3 separate regions of the Homo sapiens genome follow, and all the other regions are linked to region 3. The links are chromatin loops, found by intact Hi-C in ENCODE. Cell type or tissue: PC-3. All regions are shown on one strand. Each heading gives the region's core, and the rest is flanking DNA. Links, peaks and the distances in the headings are about the cores only. Region 1 has its middle 36 kb from the start of RGS17. Region 2 has its middle 83 kb from the start of RGS17. Region 3 overlaps RGS17 (regulator of G protein signaling 17).

Evidence for each region. Peaks named below come from ENCODE experiments on the same cell type or tissue, not always from the same donor. Only the 100,000 strongest peaks of a DNase experiment are listed, where the experiment ranks them.
Region 1: it touches region 3 in a loop (9-fold over the local background); 2 of 110 quality-filtered maps call a loop at or near these places.
Region 2: it touches region 3 in a loop (2.6-fold over the local background); 4 of 110 quality-filtered maps call a loop at or near these places.

Annotation. Positions count from the first base shown.
Region 1 is chr6:153,164,437-153,170,225 of GRCh38, reverse strand. No RefSeq gene overlaps it. Among named protein-coding and RNA genes, the nearest start is that of RGS17, 36 kb to the right of the region's middle. In PC-3, for the core only: no CTCF peak of the experiment used is centred there; DNase peaks (open chromatin) are centred at 2,725 and 3,025; H3K4me3 peaks cover 1,674 bases; H3K27ac peaks cover 2,442 bases.
Region 2 is chr6:153,211,599-153,217,387 of GRCh38, reverse strand. No RefSeq gene overlaps it. Among named protein-coding and RNA genes, the nearest start is that of RGS17, 83 kb to the right of the region's middle. In PC-3, for the core only: no CTCF peak of the experiment used is centred there; no DNase peak of the experiment used is centred there.
Region 3 is chr6:153,030,132-153,035,920 of GRCh38, reverse strand. The region is part of intron 2 of RGS17 (regulator of G protein signaling 17); the gene reads left to right. Among named protein-coding and RNA genes, the nearest start is that of MTRF1L, 30 kb to the right of the region's middle. In PC-3, for the core only: a CTCF peak has its summit at 3,438 (motif pointing left); a DNase peak (open chromatin) is centred at 4,440; H3K27ac peaks cover 927 bases.

The DNA.
Region 1 (5,789 bases), core at 1,508-4,007, 130 kb before region 3:
CGTGAACTGGACTAAATGATTAAACATGTGCACTCGGTATGGATCTGTTCAGATGTCACTAAGGGATGGGAAAATGAGATCTGAAAGAAGTAAGGGGATAAAATAAAACTATTTCATTTCATATTTGTGCTTAAAGAAATGTAGACTTTTTAAAGAACCAGATGTAAAACCTACTATCATCTTTCAACTAGACAACTATGTTAAATTGCTCCAGGTCTACCAGCATCCACTCTGGTCTCTCTCAAACGTGATTATGAAAAAATTACACCTAATTGTGTCACCCTCCCACCTCTAATTAAAACCCTCCCATTTTAAGACCTATTATTTTTAAGACAAAACGAAATGTTTTTATGTAAACTATGAAGATCTCAATTTGGATTCCACCTAACAACCCAGCATCATGTTTTTCCAACCTCTCTTCCTTTGCTATTTACTCCAGCCTTCTTTCAATCCTTCTTCTTGCCACTGTCTCTCATGCCACAGGACCTTTGCACATGTTCTTCTCCCTGGATTCATCCCACGTTTTTCACACTTAACTCTGAATAATTCCTTGGATCTTAGCTCAGAAATCATTTCCTAAGAGCATCCTTTCCTCTGTCTGCTACATCCTACAATTAGAACTCTGAAAGCATGTGAATCACTCCTTCACGTATTTATCAGAGATGCAATTTTGTATTAGTGTGTGTGTCGTTATTTGGTTATGTCTTTCTCTCTGTGTTTCTTGTCTTCTCCCGACCCCCAACATTGAGCTCTGTGATGACAGAAATGACGTCTATTAGGACTCATTTTTGTGTCCGCAGGTTCCAACACAGTATCTGGCACATAGATATAATAAGTCAATGTTTAATGAATAAGTGAACCACAAACTTTATATATTAGGATAAATAAAAATAATTGCTACTAAATTTATGACCCTAGAATCCATCCATAGCTTTTCTCTTAAAATTATTGTTATTAAATATGCCAATGATCTTAGTATTTCGGTTTCGCTGGTCACAGTCCATAAAAACTTGAAAAGTTCACTCTGAAATCCAAGACATAAACTAGATACCAAGTGTTAACCCTGTAATCTGTGTGCCCCGGGCCACAGAGATGCTGCTCCCTCAACATCCTTAGGTCCTAGAAAGCATTTAGGTAAACCAACTAGGGGAAAAAAAAGTAAAGAGTAGAAGAATACAGACCCACTAACAAGACCAAGCTCCCAATACAAAATGGAAGGGAAAGTATACCAGCAAAAGTACTGCGACAGTGGGTACATAGTAAGTCCTCAGCAAATGCAGGAGGATTCTCACAATTATTATATAGGCATAATGTTTTATTTGCTAATAAATCCTGACCATGTGCAAAATTCAGCTGCAATTTTCTTTGTGTTTAATTTTTAAATAAATCACTGTTTATAAAATTCTGACCAAGTTAATTTGTTTTTTTATACTCTTTATAGCAAACTTGTCTAAGGATCTAACTTTATGGAACTTTTTTTCACATTTTTAAGGAACAAATAGTACACTATGTTATTAGAATTCAGAGACAGTATTAAATTAAATTAATTTATTTTATATTTCTCTCTGGACACAGCTGAACCTTACAAACATGCAACAGCCAACCTGCCCAGCACCAGGCAACACATGGAAAACCACCCAGATTTCTCTAAAATCATTGGTTAAACGAAACTGTCATGGCTCAGTAGTACTTTGTGCTTTTGATACTGAAGCAACGTCAATGCTAGATGAACTTATTCTTAGTGAGAATTTGGCTGCTCACCTCTGGGAATATCATTTGAAAATAACCTAATGTTTTTAAGGTTACTCTTAGTGTGATTAAATAATTTCCAAATGGCTGCTCCAGGGTGAAGGATCTTTTTTTCTTTCTAGAAATAACTTCACCATTTTTTCAACCCCAGAATGTCATCCTCAATGTACAAAATAGATCATAAACTAAAACATTAAAGTAAAAATCAAACCTTATATGTACATCAAAGATTCAGCCTGTGTCAAACAGTGGCAAGCTTTATAAAGAAAGGAAAGAAGAAAGCCAGCACTCTTTGGAATAGAAGTGCTGTAATCCCTTACTAAAAACTCTGATTTAAACATGTGGTCTAAATACTGTAAGCACAGGAGTATCGCACAATTAGAAACATATTTAAGACAAGAATTTTTAAAAGACATGTTTATGCAATTCTGTACTTTACTCAATCTAAAAAGAGTGTGTGCAATCTTATTTATACATTAACCACTATCATGAAAACTATGGCTTAGATATAGCAGTGATAAAGTTTTTCAGTAATTTTTCTTGAGACTAGCAAGGTTAATCATTAGGATTAGTTTACATGAAAATGGCGAACTGCCTCTCTGTTTTTTCTTGAATTTCCATGGTGAGCAATAACCAAAAAAATTAGTATTCCTTCCATGTTATTCACGATTCTCCTATTTCATGACTTTATCAGTATCATTTGTAAAAAGAAATTATGTTTCTGTGGTTACTACTGTGAAAAGTCATTAAACAATGCAAGCAAAAAGCTTAAGATAAAAGCAGCATGCTTTCATTCTATTGCCAATATTCCACCGGTGAAGGCTGCACATCTATCCAAATCATGTGGGGAGGACTGAGATGCATGAGTAGGGTGGAGAAATAGTTGAGACCACTGCCCATTTTATGAGAATATAATGTTCACAACTCATTTTCAGGAAGCCATACTCTCTGTGTTTCAATAACAGTGATGAGTTTGTCCTGAGTCATCCACACTCTTGCCCAGATGTTTCTGTGAGTCAGCGCTTAATTTTTAACAAGTACATTCCGGGAAAACAAACATACAGCACAAGATATTTATATTAATTTTTAAATGTTCATGAAAATCAACATAATATCAAATTACTATAATTTCTAAACAATCTCCTATAATTATGTATAGATTTACTCCACAAAATGATTTAGGCCATCAATATTTTTCAGCACTGGTGGCTGAGGACTCTTGCTGACTTCCTGCAGCTTAGCAGGGAATCTAGGTAACGAGCAGCTTAACAGGACAATTTTGTATTACTCATCATTTTATTCATTCAGTAAAATGACCCCATTCATCCACTGGGGTCATTTTACTGCGATTCCCAAATCATTCAGGGCCACACAGATTTTCGGCCCTTCGTTTCACAAGATAGGAAGCAGAAAAGATTTTCCAACTTGGCTGCTTGCTTAGCAAGATTATAGACTGTTCTGATAAATCATTCTATTCACATTAGGCTGCATGGTCATCTTTTCAAGGCAGTTTGTTTGAGGATCAAGTCATGATCATGAGGAGTTTTTCATAAGTTAGTATGTTCCAATCAATGAAGTTGAGAGATGATAGATTAATGTGGAAAAGAAACCAACGATTATCATTCATATCTACTTAAGTCACAATTACTCTTATAAATGCAAACTATATAATTAAAACACTGCTTGAGAACAAAAACCAACCTCGCTTTATTAGGGTGGTGTGCAAAGGAATATAAACTGAGGCAACAGAGTCCTTTTTTGGGACTGATGCTTAAGATTACAGAATATAGCCAGTGCAGTCTGTTTATGAGAATCTGAAATATTAGGCAAGGCCATGTCACATAATCGTTGAAGGACTGTCACAACCAAAAATGGCTGCCACTTTTCTGAAAAGTCACACTGGGGAAGTGCTAGACCCAGTCAATCACTCTACAGATCTCACACTTAGTGACAAGAACTGCTGAAACTCTGAAAGGAGAAAATTAACAATAGACATAGAAAAACAATTGGAATATTTCAGAAAGTACTATGTTGCAGAAGTACTACTATGAATTTTAGTGGCCCTATTAAAAACCCTCTTCAAGAGAAGACATGATAGAATGTGCAAATTTACTTGATTTTTGTTAAAACCAAGTCTTGGTGAGTTAAAATAGGGAGTCCTCCTAAACTGTAGGACCTTCCTCTTTCTTGTCCTGCTCTATTTACATTGATTGTCCAATAAATAGAGGTTGTACAAGATAGAAATCATGAGATGTTCTGCATAGTTAATACCAGAAGTGGGTTTATAATAATCTGTATATCTATTTGATTATTCCATATAAATACTTAGAACCAGGAAGCTTAACTTGAAAAGTGACTTTATTTAGAATGGTAGACACGTCATAGATAGGTAATTCCTATCCTGCCATTATTTTATGAAATAGAATTGTAAAGAAAATATGTCGTTACAGGAATTCATACAATATTTTTAAGCAGAGGACATTTTCACATCTGCATTTGGAAAAATATTTTTGAAAGACAATACAGAGAGTTTGAAGAGCATAAAACCAATTAAAAGTCTATTTCAATGGACTCGGGAAAGGAACAGCCTAAGACTGGACATCTTATCTGTTTGATCTGTGCCTCAGTCCACCACCACCCCTTATTCTTCCACCACTGTTGGTAAAAATTGAAGTCAAAGCCAAGTAAATAATCATTGCAGCTAAGGTATCTGATATGTTTTGGCTGTGTCCCCACCCAAATCTCATCTTGAATTGTAGCTCCCATAATTCCCACATGTCATGAGAGGGACCTAGCGGGAGGTAATTGAATCATAAGGGTGGGTCTTTCCCGTGCTGTTCTCATGATAATGAATAAGTCTCATGAGATCTGATGGTTTTATAAAGGGGAGTTCCTCTGCACACGCTCTCTTGCCTGCTGCCATGTAAGATGTAACTTTGCTGCTCATTCATCTTCAACCATGATTGTGAGGCCTCCCCAGCTATGTAGAACTGTGAATCAATTAAACTTCTTTCCTTTATAAAGTACCCAGACTTGGGTATGTCTTTATTAGCATCATGAGAACAGACTAATACAGTAGTCATCCAAAGTGTCTAATTAGAGTCAAGACTCATGAACAAGGGAAGGTGATGGGCAGAGAAAAGACCAGCCCCAAACCACATTTTGGAAAGCAAGGCAGGAGTTAGAGGACTGAGGTGCCAGAACTTAGCAATGAGCACTTATTTTTATGTGTTTATACTTTAAGTTCTGGGATACATGTGCAGAACGTGCAGGTTTGTTACATAGGTATACATGTGCCATGGTGGTTTGCTGCACCCATCAACCCGTCATCTAGGTTTTAAGCCCCACATGCATTAGGTATTTGTCCTAATGCTATCTCTCCCCTTGCCCTTCTACTCCCCAACGGGCCCCGGTGTGTGATGTTCCCCTCCCTATGTCCATGTGTTCTTGCAATGAGCACTTTTTAATGGAGGCAGTAGGGAGATCCTGCCTTCAGCTGCTGGTAGAAAAGAAGCTCTCAGTGAGAGATGAGGCCAACTTGAAAAGCAATAGTACAGGTAAGCACTGGTGTGGGCTGAAAGACCCATTGCAAATGTGGTGGGGAAGCAACCACAAATGTGAGTACTTGATGAATTGGAGAACAAAGCACAGTGCCACAATGATTCTGCATGCAGGTGTGGAACGGGGGAAGCTGGACACCTTTCCCATGCTTCTCTTTGGTTCCAAAGGTTGAATGATCCCAGACCACCAGACCATAATCACAAGAAAGTTTAAAAATTTAACGAATATCAAAATAATCGGTTTCTGTATTATTGTCTAGTTAGGATTGTTTCATCACCTACTCCAATTGTGCAGATAATTTGGAATAGACTAACCTTTCTCTCAACTCTTTCCTATTTTCATATTTTATTAATTTTCATGTACTCACAATGTATCAAATATTTAGGATTTCATTAGCAAATAAATGTTATAATGTTTATTTTTAAAGTTACTAAAACTAGACTTAGTTGATACAAGTTCTCACTATGATTGGTTTTTTA
Region 2 (5,789 bases), core at 1,086-3,585, 180 kb before region 3:
GACTATATATACCTAATAAGTTATATAATGAGAAATTTATTGTTCTTAAAATTTTGTCTAAACCTCAAAGCAGAGGAGTAGGTAGGAATTCTGCATTCTAGGGAGTGATCAAGAAGCTGCCACTCCTATCTCTCCAGGGATTGTCCAGCAATGCAACCGGTTGTCACCCTGTCCAGCCCATATCAGCAGAAGACTGAGGTATGTCTAGAAGAAAGAACCTGTGCTGGAAGTAGGTTTTTGGCCTATGGATGAAGAAAAGAGGAGAGATGCTGCCCCCTGCTCACAGAGAGCTCCAAAAGAGGGCTCTCCAAGAGATCTGCTTGAAGAGATGGAAGTTTTCTGTAAGAATGAGAAGTTGGCACCTCCCTCCCTGGCTTGATGTTTATTTCCACACCAGTGCGCCAAAGTCAACTGGTAAAAGAGTTCTTGGGAGAGTTCAACTTGGATGCCCTGGATTTGGTAACCAAGGAAGAAAGGGAAACTTGGAAGCATCGAAATGATGGGAAAGTGGAAGTGAAAAGCAAGCAAGAACAGAATAAACAGACTTCCTCCCACTCTTCTCTGCTGCAGGCCCACTAATGATAGCTGGGGCTTGAGCTGGAGAGAAGGAGAAGGCTTCCATCCGATGTAAGCTTGAACCTGATTGGAAACCTTAATACCTCTAAGTGGATGGATCGGCCTCAAATACTATTAAAGAAATGGGGAAAGGAGAAATAGGCAGAAAATGTTTGAGGGCAAAGAGACAAACACATTTGCTACTTGTACCTCTTTGAGTTTAGTCCATTCAGTAAAATGCAAAGCAAATACAAATTTAGATAAAGAATAGACAGATGTACAACTTAACATATTAAAGTGTGAAGTATCATGAACATATTTATTCCTTTTTTAGTAAATGTTAACTTATCTCTGTTTTTTCTATTTTTTTCTATTAATATGAATTTTATTCATTTATTTCCTAATGTTGAACTATCTTATTAGTTCTATAATGGATGTATTTATGATGAAATCATCTTTTAATGTGTTGATGCACTGTTTGCTAAATTTAGAATTTTTTAACCTTATATTTATTTATAATTAACCTTAATTATTTATAATTAAACTGAACTATAGTTTTATTTTGTTTGTGTTTTGTTTGTATTACCTTATCTTTAGGTTTCAGTGTCAATCATCTAATTTCATAAAAAGATTTTTAAATGTTCATTATTTTTTCCAACTCCAGAGTAATTTTTTTTTTTTTTTTTTGAGATAGAGTTTCACTCTTGTTGTCCAAGCTGGAGTGCAATGGTGCGATTTCAGCTCACTGCAACCTCCGCCTCCCAGGTTCAGGTGATTCTCCTGCCTCAGCCTCCCAAGTAGCTGGGATTACAGGTGCCCACCACCACACCTGGCTAATTTTTTGTATTTTTAGTAGAAACAGGGTTTCACCATGTTAGCCAGACTGGTCTCAAGACTCCTGACTTCAGGTGATTTGCCCGGCTCAGCCTCCCAAAGATTACAGGCATGAGCCACTGTGCCCAGCCTCAGAATAATTTATAAAACACTGCCATAATTGGCTATTGTTCCTTTGTAAAAATAATTTTTCTGAAGTATCAGTTTCTGTATCTTGTGTGGGCAATTTGGTCATTTGTATTGCAAAAATGCAATGCTAAATTGACAAATTCACCATCATAAGGTAATTTTTAACATGGGTCTTAGTAATTGATAAATCAGTCAAGTTTTAAAAAATAAAAAATATTTGAACAACATAAATACCACCGTTTCAAATTTTACAACTTAAGGCCTATAAATGCCTAGATTATGACAGCATTTGTGAGCTAAAGGACCTTTGTCTACTTTCCTGATCCTTCTGTCTGTATCTCTGCACACTCACAGAAGGCGGCCAATGGTGGTGCCTGCCTCTTGACTAAAAGCAGGGAACATGAGATAACTGATTCCACTAGGGGATGATCTACGAACGTGTGAGAATATCCCATGTAAGAGCAATTGGAGAGGGCTCCAACTCCTAAATGCAATTCTACAAATGCCATTAAGATTGTTGCCCTGGTTCTCCCAATGCACAGTAGTACAGCACACAGGCGCTGAGGCTGAAGAGCTGCAAATGGACTTGGAATGAGGAAACAGAAAACCTCATTGCAGGCACATCCTCTTCGTGAGGGCAGTGCCTTGCCTCTGACTGTCAACTTAATGATCACTTCCTCGGGTGTTGGGCCCTTGCGACCCACCCACTCAGGGTCACATCTTCCCTCCAAGCAGTGCTGTCCAGTGAGATTCCTTTCAAGATAACCTCATGCTATGTCCCTTTCACAGGAGTCACATCTGGTCCCGAGACACCTGTATCACTGCACTGTTATCTACAGAACAGTAAATGTCTCTCCATGCAGGCGCCTTTACTCCATTATCAAGCAGAGGCAGCCCCAGCCTCTTGTTTTTATATTTCTCTTAGTGAGAGTCAGTCTCAAACCCTTAAGCTGTCTCATAGACAGAGAGAATAAACATCTACTCTATAAAGAGAGAATATTTTATAAATTAATGTTCTTGGAACTATAGAAGAAAATAAGTGAAAACAGGAAAATCTGAAAAACAGAATAATAAGGGGAAGACTAACTTTAGAACATATTCAAATATAAAGCTACAAAATTCCAATCTTATTTGAAATCAACAGTGTTGTGAGAAGGTCTGGGGCTATTTCTACAAACATCACAGAGTGTGAGTGGGAACCCACAGGAAGAGGACACAGATGTTTCCCATCTCTCCCAATCCCATGGAGACACAAACTTGGGCTGGGCAAGTTACACTTTTATCCTGGAATGTGCTCTGACAGTAAGACCTTACCAGCCTGCTGCTCTCATTCCTGTAGGTTGATATAGATGCTGTCTGGCCAAAGAAGCTGCACAATTGTGCTAGAAGCACCCGAAGACCTTGTGGAAAATTGAAGCCAAGTGAACCCTTCATACCAGGAGGAAGAGAAGCCACAGGTCTCCACTAGTGTGCTGTCAGGCAATGCAGAGAGAGCTATCGGGGATAGCAGGGGACAACTGTCTCTCCACAAATTGGAAGAAAAAGTTCATAAAAAGATCCAAACACATATAGGGATTCAGTACATGATAAAGGTAGAATCCCAAATGATGGAGGAAAGATAGATTACTCAAGCAAACAGTTTTGAGACAGTGAGATAAATACTTGGAAATATATATGTCAGTGGGATCCAAACGATGCCTAAACATAAATAAATTCCAAATGCATCAAACATTTAAATTGTTTTAAATTATAAAACCATGGCAACATAATTCAACATATACGTAAACACATATACATATATACTTGTAGGTATTTTATTTTTAAAATACACATAGAAACACTATGCGCACTCCTCTGCATCCTGCTTGCTTCTACCTAATAATACATGGACACACACAGACATCTCTTGGAAGATTAAACAAGCGACTGATAACAGTGGCTGCTTCTGAGGATGAGTGCTGGTGGTCTTTGAAAGAGAGTCCAGATACTTTATGCCTCTTACAATTTTGTCCCATTTACTTATATTGCACCTTATAAAATAATAAGTAAATTCTTGAGGAAGCAAAAAGAATTCAAGATAAGTGAGTTTTGAGGAACTATATGTTATGGGCTGCATTGCATCTCCGCAAAATATATACCTTGAAGTCTTAATCCCCAGTACCTCAGAATGTGACTGTATTTGGAGATAAGGTCTTTATAAAGGTGATTAGGTTAAAACGAGGTCCTCAGGATGAATCCTAATCCACTGTGACTGGGTGTCATTACAACAGGAGGAGATTAGAACACAGACACGAACAAAGAGAAGACCATGTTGGAAACAAAGGGAGAAGACAGCCATCTACAAGCTAAGGCAAGAGGCTTCAGAAATCAAACCAGTCGACACCTTGATCCGGAACTTCCAGCTGCCAGAATTGTGAGAAAACAAATTTCTGTTTTTTAAGTCACCCACTCTGTGGTATTTGGTTATGGCAACACTAGAAAACTAGTATTACACACACACACACATACACACACACACGTATGTATATACAGATATTTACATAAACGTACATACATATATGCAGTAATGAAAAATTGAAAGCTGAGTTTAATTGGATTTTGTGGTTTTTTTCTGTTGTACTAATTGGAAATGAATGTTTTCTTTAGGATTTATATTAATTCACTAGGATATTAGCATTCTTTACTTTTTAAATAAACTCAGGATATTGTCTTTTTTTTTCTAACACAAATGCTGAGTTTTAAAGGGAAATCACCCCTCATTACCCGGACAAAACAGTTCAAGGAATCATATGGTAGCCTCTGTAGGGCTTTCATAAAATTAATTGGTAATCTCATTATATTCCTTATGGAAAAGACTTTCATTAGTTATTTTTAGACCTCTTAAATGGAGTGGCAATTAACACTCATTTTCACTTCTTTTAATAATCAACACGTGGGAACCAACAGCTAATTGCCAAAGCTCAAGCATCCTGATATACGGCAACTCAAATCTCAGGATTGCCAGAGTCAGAAATAGGGATTCCATCACAGAGTGGATGGGGAGGAGGGGACACCAGAGTGACTTACTAGATATAGAAAAGAGGGTAGGAGCTCTGTTTGGTTTGGAAAACCAGGTATGTCAGTTGTTCTTATTTTTCACTCTGCAGCATCATATTCACAATTTAAAATAACCAACACACAGTGTCCATTTTATAATATACAGTGAAAATGAACCAAGCATGAATATACCATGGTAAGTCATTGAACTCAGATTAGGAAATTTAGATTTTTTTATTGCTTAACAGCAAGATGATTTGAAAGGAAAAACAGGAAGGAGCTACATTTTCTCCTCTGTTGTCCCCCTCTCCCCATTCACCTCTCTGCAAAGTAGACTCCCTTTCCAGGCTCACGGGTTTCCAGAAGCAACTGCACTCCTTGCTATACACCAGACTCCTTCTTTTATTTTCCTCACTCTCAACTTCCAAAATATTTAACATTTTTCCAAGTCATGCTGGACATGATCATTGAGGGATATCAATTGTAAAAAAAGAAATGATGTTTTTGCTGCAGCTTGGAGCTCTACTCATTCATACAGCAGCAAGACAGAAAGGGTTTTTTATTAACTGTTTAAACCTTTGTGATGTTAAAGTTGATAATGAACTTCAATAATGAGGAAGGCATAATCCCTGCCCCCTAGAAGTTAACAATCTATGATATATCATTTTGTTTTATTTATAAAGAATATATTGATATATTATTGCCCTTCTGGTATTATACTGTTATTCTTCATAATACCAGAAGGGCAATAACATATCAAAATCAAAGGCAGTTTTTAGTAACTGTGAAGGAGAATGATTCCTGATCAGATGAATAGCTACATAGGGACTGGGGGCTGAGGGCAAGTACAGGTTAAGTTGGCACACTTCTTGTCTGGATTTCCAACAGATCTGGGCAGATTTTACAACAGAATGAGATTTCAGTAGCTCTTGAAATGATGAGATGGAGACATGTTTTTCCTAGGGCATGTAATTTTCCAAATATTCTAGCACTTCCTTCCATCCTACCCTCTTACTCAAGAGCATGACTTAAGACTATGTGTTTAGCCTGTATCTGTCCTTTTCCTAAGGGTTGCGATTTAGATAACCCATAGTCAAGGACAAACTTGAGATACTGAAAAGCCAGCTTTAATCTTCAGCATGTATTAGTTGTATATGAGTAGGCAGGTATTAACTGAAATAAAATGATAAGATCATGTCTATAATATTGTTACAACTTTTTCCCCACCATGTATC
Region 3 (5,789 bases), core at 1,985-4,484:
TGAACTTTAAGAGAACCAAGCTTCTCTGTAAGATGTACAACGAGGAAGAACTTGGAGAAAGAAAAGCTACTGACAGAGAAAATGAGTGAGCCCCTCTTTGAAGACTCTAAGACCCCATATGCTCCTCCTTCAGGGTGAAGGTTTGCTTTGAGAGAAGTTGGATTTTCCTTCCTGACTCATTCAAAGCAAATTATTCATTTTCCAAGGCAATATGAAATTCAACCATTCCAAATCCAGGTCAACTTTATTAGCTACCTGGACAATATTTAACAAATTCCTCCAGAAAATTCCAATCAATAATGCAAAAATGAGGCTGACTTCTTTGCTACCCTTATTTATAAAATTTCATAGTTGTGTTACACCTGATTAAATTAAGTATTAACCCTACTTTTGCTTCTCTCATTAAAAGTCTTCATTATTTCTTATGGGCCTAACCTACTGTCTTTCATGGTCTAGGTGTGGTAGACCTATTACAATCTGCCTGCTCTTTTAGGACATGATTCAAGAATTACTTGTTCTGTTTTTGTCAGATAAGACAATCAAATTCACTTTTTGTGAAAATGAAATTGATTTTATAATAATCATGCTGGACTGGGTGCTATAAAATATAGCATGTATAAATGCTATAAAGTCCATATCTTTGTTTCAGACATTAATATGTTACATATTAATGTACATCTTTTTGCATGGGAATATCTGTTCCTAAGTGAAACACAAATTTCTGTCACTGACACTTTGTGTATAAAGCAATATACTTTTTTTTTTTTGTGAGAGAGTCTTGCTCTGTCACCCAGGCTGCAGTGCAGTGGTGCGATCTTGGCCCACTGCAACCTCTGCCTGCCAGGTTCAAGCAATTCTCTTGCCTCAGCCTCCCGAGTAGCTGGGACTGCAGGCATGCACCACCACACCTGGCTAATTTTTTTTTGTATTTTTAGTGGAGACAGGGTTTCACCATGTTGGCCAGGCTAGTCTCAAACTCCTGACCTCAAGTGATCTGCCTGCCTCAGCCTCCCAAATTGTTGGGATTATAGGCATCAGCCGCCGCTCGCAGCCAAAGCAATATAGATTATTTAAAAGTACAGAGCCATTTAACTGCCAATTCCATCGTAATAGTGGAACAGTAACTTCATGTGTTTCGTTCTAGAGGTAGTCTTGCCATATTTGACAATTACACGCAAATTCTAATGGCATGTCTTCCTCGGAAAGCTGACTTTCAAGAGGCTGTATGGGATAAGGAAAGACCCATGGCACTGGAATTTTACAGACCTGAGTACATTCCAGTTTTATCACATGTAACTATGAAACCTTTGGCAAGTTACTTACTACCTCTGAGCCTCGGTTTCTTCCTCAGTAAAATGCGATTAGTCATGTACACAAATCCCTGCGTAATCCTTTATTGATAGGTATTATTTCTGTCCCTTTACAAGTCTCAGGCCCAGAGGAATTTACCAGACTGTGTAGGATCTGGCTATTGCAGGCTTGGCAAGGTTCTGTTTGCATGTTGTCAGTTAAGGTAGCGGATGCTGTTTCTTCAGTCTGTATCACTTCGCGCTTCCCAGCCCTCACATTAATCGGCACAGGTATACGTCAGAGCAGCCCTGGAGCATGCACTGCACAGCTGCAGGATTCCCAGAGTGTTGTAACTTTTATATAGCAGGGTTTTGTTTCTCTACAGATCAAGATTGTTGTCTTCCATGGTGTCTGTTCTCAAGGAAGCCCCGCACATTCATCCCATACGTATTCACACACACACACTAACTGGAAAATGCGAGGGAAAGGATGAATGGGTAGATGAATGAGCAGTCCTGCCAGCTATCAGATATATTTCTGAATATTCACTAACAGGGTTTTAACTTTTTCACTCTCCTTTTTATGATAGGGACCCAGCCTTCTAAAGTCAGAAACTGGAGCTCCAATTGAATTAATGCACTTGACACAAATGATCGCATGCCATTTTAATAACAGTCACACTATTATTGCTCCTAACTAAATAGAAGTCCATTTGGCCTTTTCACATCTAAGATATTTGCTTTCCCATTAAGGCATTCACTTAGTTATAAATTATAGGTAAAATTACAGTGGGTTGAAGGAATAGCTTAAAATAGGATTTTAATCAACGTGAGAACTGAGGTATAGAAGATTCTGATGATTGGCATGTATTTTTTATTTTTATTTTATTTTTATTTATTTATTTATTTATTTTGAGATGAAGTCTCACTCTGTAGCCCAAGCTGGAGTGCAGTGGTGCCATCTCAGCTCACTGCAACCTCCACCTCTGGGGCTCAAGCGATTTCTGTGCCTCAGCCTCCTGAGTAGCTGGGGCTACAGGCGCACGCCACTATGCCTGACTAATTTTTTGTATTTTAGTAGAGACAGGGTTTCACCATGTTACCCAGGGTGGTCTCGAACTCCTGAGCTCAGGCGATCTGCCCACCTTGGCCTCCCAAAGTGCTGGGATTACAAGCATGAGCCACCATGCTTGGCCTGGCGTGTATTATGTAAAGTATATCTTTGTATTCAGACCTGTAATTCTCTTAATTTTAAGGAAAAATAAACTCTGTTTATGCTAAATAAGAAGCTTTGGTCATCTAACTGAACATAAACGTACCGTGTAGATTTCTATTTTCACCATGTAATTACTTGGTAAATGAAGTTGGCATTCCAAATCAAATCAATATGTCCATGAAGGAAATCCAGGCCTTGGGGTTTCAAATGAAAATTGAATATAGATAAAAAGATGGAATTTTTGATACCCATCTTTTCAAACAGATGCGTATATAGAAAGAAATTGGCAACTGAGAGAGAGAATCAGAGAATGAAGAAATTTGTCTTCAGTTTCCATGGGTCAAAAGAAGAAATGAATGTTCACGTACCACCCAAACAGAAATTGAAATAGTGTGGAGAATCCATTCTCAGGATGGCTCTTTTAAAATATTGTAAATTAAAAATATTTCCTACCTATTGGTAGTTAAAACCCTTTTCTAATTTATTTGTTCTAAGAATGTATGACCTAAGTTCTGTATTATCCCAGCATGAGACGGTGGAATGCAAAACGACTTCTTATCGGAAACGATAATGACAATGTTAATAACAGTATGCCTGCCTGTTTTTAAGACTAAAGTATTCCCAAATCAAATGACTTTGGGCCGGGATCTATTCAGAATATTTTGTAAATACCAAAAAGGAAAAATGGTTGCAGTTATGCAAACCTCCCAAGATTAAGTTTATCCTCTTCGAGTTTGATTATTACACTCACCGAAAAACTGAATGACTCCTTTTAGATTCCTTAGAAAGATATAATTATCAAAACTCCTTAAGAGAATGAATAGACTTTTTTTTTTTTTTTCAAATAAGGGTATTTACCCGCAGAAACTTTTTTTCAGTTTTTCCTTTATTCTGACTTGGTTAAAATATTGTATTTATAAAGGTAACACAGCCATCTAGTGGACAGATATTTGATAGCTGATTATTTTACTTGAGTTTAAGTTCATGAAACAAAAGCTTAAGCCAAATGAAATACTTGTTTCATGACACACGGCACATGATTACAAAATGTGGAGTGAGCCTTTAGAGGGGCAACATGGGGTATTTTTAGGCAGGTGTTTTATAACATTTCCAGACACAAATTTCTAACCACTGTTCCCATCCCCACACACCCCACTCAAAACCATACTCTATTATAAAAATGTAGAAATGAAAGAGGTGAAGTTCAAATCATAGGTTTAACATTGAGTTTCTATGTGTCTGAAATGTTGTATATTATGTGGTTACCAGCCCATCTTCTGGTGTCTTTTTGGTTTGGGGTTTTAGTTTTTTTGGGGGGTGGGTAGTCTTTTGTAAGTGAAACATCAGTTCTATTCTCCTTTCCTTGTTGCCCTGTCCTGAAGTTATCTTTGCTAATGGAAGAAAGTCATACTTCCCAGGATGGCCCTCCTCAGCCATAGCAACACCGTCTGCAGTCATTAACGGTGTTACTTTTGTCCTTCCTCTTTCACACTTTGCTGTCAAAACCTTCTATAACAACTCCTTTTTGTTCATCTCAAATTCCAGGGAATTGAGAAGTTACTCTTCATCAAATTCTACTGCAAACTCAGACCTCTGGGCAACAGCTCCTATGGAGTGATAGCTGTGGGATGATACTTAGAGAGGGCATTTATACTCAATGTACTGGATTGTACTAGGAGGTTTATTTTTCCAAACCTTAAGAAAAATCACTTGTGTAAACACTTGCAATACCACAATTAACTCTTCTATGTAAAGAGAAATGGCATTGCAGAGTGAAAATGAGCCTGAGACAGGAAGTCAGAAGATGGGAATTCCAATCCTAGTTCTAATAATTTTGAGTTGTGGGTATTGTGTAAGTCAACCCCAATAACTGTTTCCTTGTAAATAAAACAAGAATGACTAATAACAACTCTGCTGCTTACCTTCAAGGACTATTGTGAGGAGGAAGTGACAAGGTAATGGATGAGGAAGTGTTGTGTAATAATGACAAAGGAGAAGTCTCTATTTACTCAGGTGGAAATAAAAAGCTCTTTGGTAAACTTGGAATTGGAATTTTAATATGCAACCAACTTGCCCTTCCATTCAACTAAGCATCTGTAATAATGGGCCTTTTTGTCACAAGCTTTTATTTTTTGTTTTACATCCTTGTGAAGTAGTTCATTGCCATTATCCCCATTATGAATGGTGAAAACAAAGCATGGAAAGCTTAAACCATCCTAAAGGAGGTATATTCTACATTTGGAGTCCACCTCATCATTTTCTTGGATAACACATACTTTGCTGCCTGTTTTATTCTCCTGCTCCAGCCCTGCAACATCTGATATGTCCATTCTGTTCTACATTTGTATTGTGCCCCTGCATGATTTTATCCCCACTCTGAATGAGATCCCCTTTTTCCAGGTCTCCATCTGGCAAACAACTGCCCATTTTCAACCCAATTTAATCTTTACGTCTTCTGTGAAGCCTTTCTCAATTCTCTTATGCAAAAGCACAGGTACCATCAAGGGTGTCTAAGAAACCCCATATGCACAGTTCTGTCCGAGTTCTTATCACAATGCCATGTGATGTTTATTTACCCGTCTGAGCTCCTCAGTAGCAGAGCCTTTGTCTTATTCACCTTTTATGTCCAACCAGGGAATGTTGCATGAACCAGTGTTTCATACACATTACTAAAGTATTGCTAACTCCTCTAGTATTTACTGTGATATCTTGAATGCTGAAAATGAAGTATTTAAAGAATAATCTACCAATTCATTTTCAGAGCCTGAAGGATGTTGATTTCATTTTTGCACCAGGAACTTTGAGGTAGAAGCTGTTAAATAAAAAGAAAAGATTGATATCACAATGTGAGACTATTTCAATATTGAATAGACTGCTTTTACCAGTGACAGTAGTTCTCTCTTGGAGCCTTGATGTCACACTGTATTAAATTTAGGCATCTTATTGATTCTTCAGTTTAATTTTTCTGTAAATATATGTGCTTTCCTGACCAGCCTCTATCCCAGAGTTACCATGGCTACTGGTAAGTTTTATCTTCTTTGCAACCATTTTAACAGTTTTTCTTAAGAACCAATTGTTTTCCTTACAATAGAAGAGTGTCTTCCAAAATAGACCCTGCGCATATCCATGATGACAGATCAGTAGATAAACTGTATAATTGGCAGCAGGTAATGTTTTTTCTCACTCCACTGTCCACACTCCCCTGTAAACAAACAATCCACCCCCATAGAGAGGGGGCACATTTTCTTAAGTTCTCAAATGTCACAAGTATTTTTCCTCCCTTT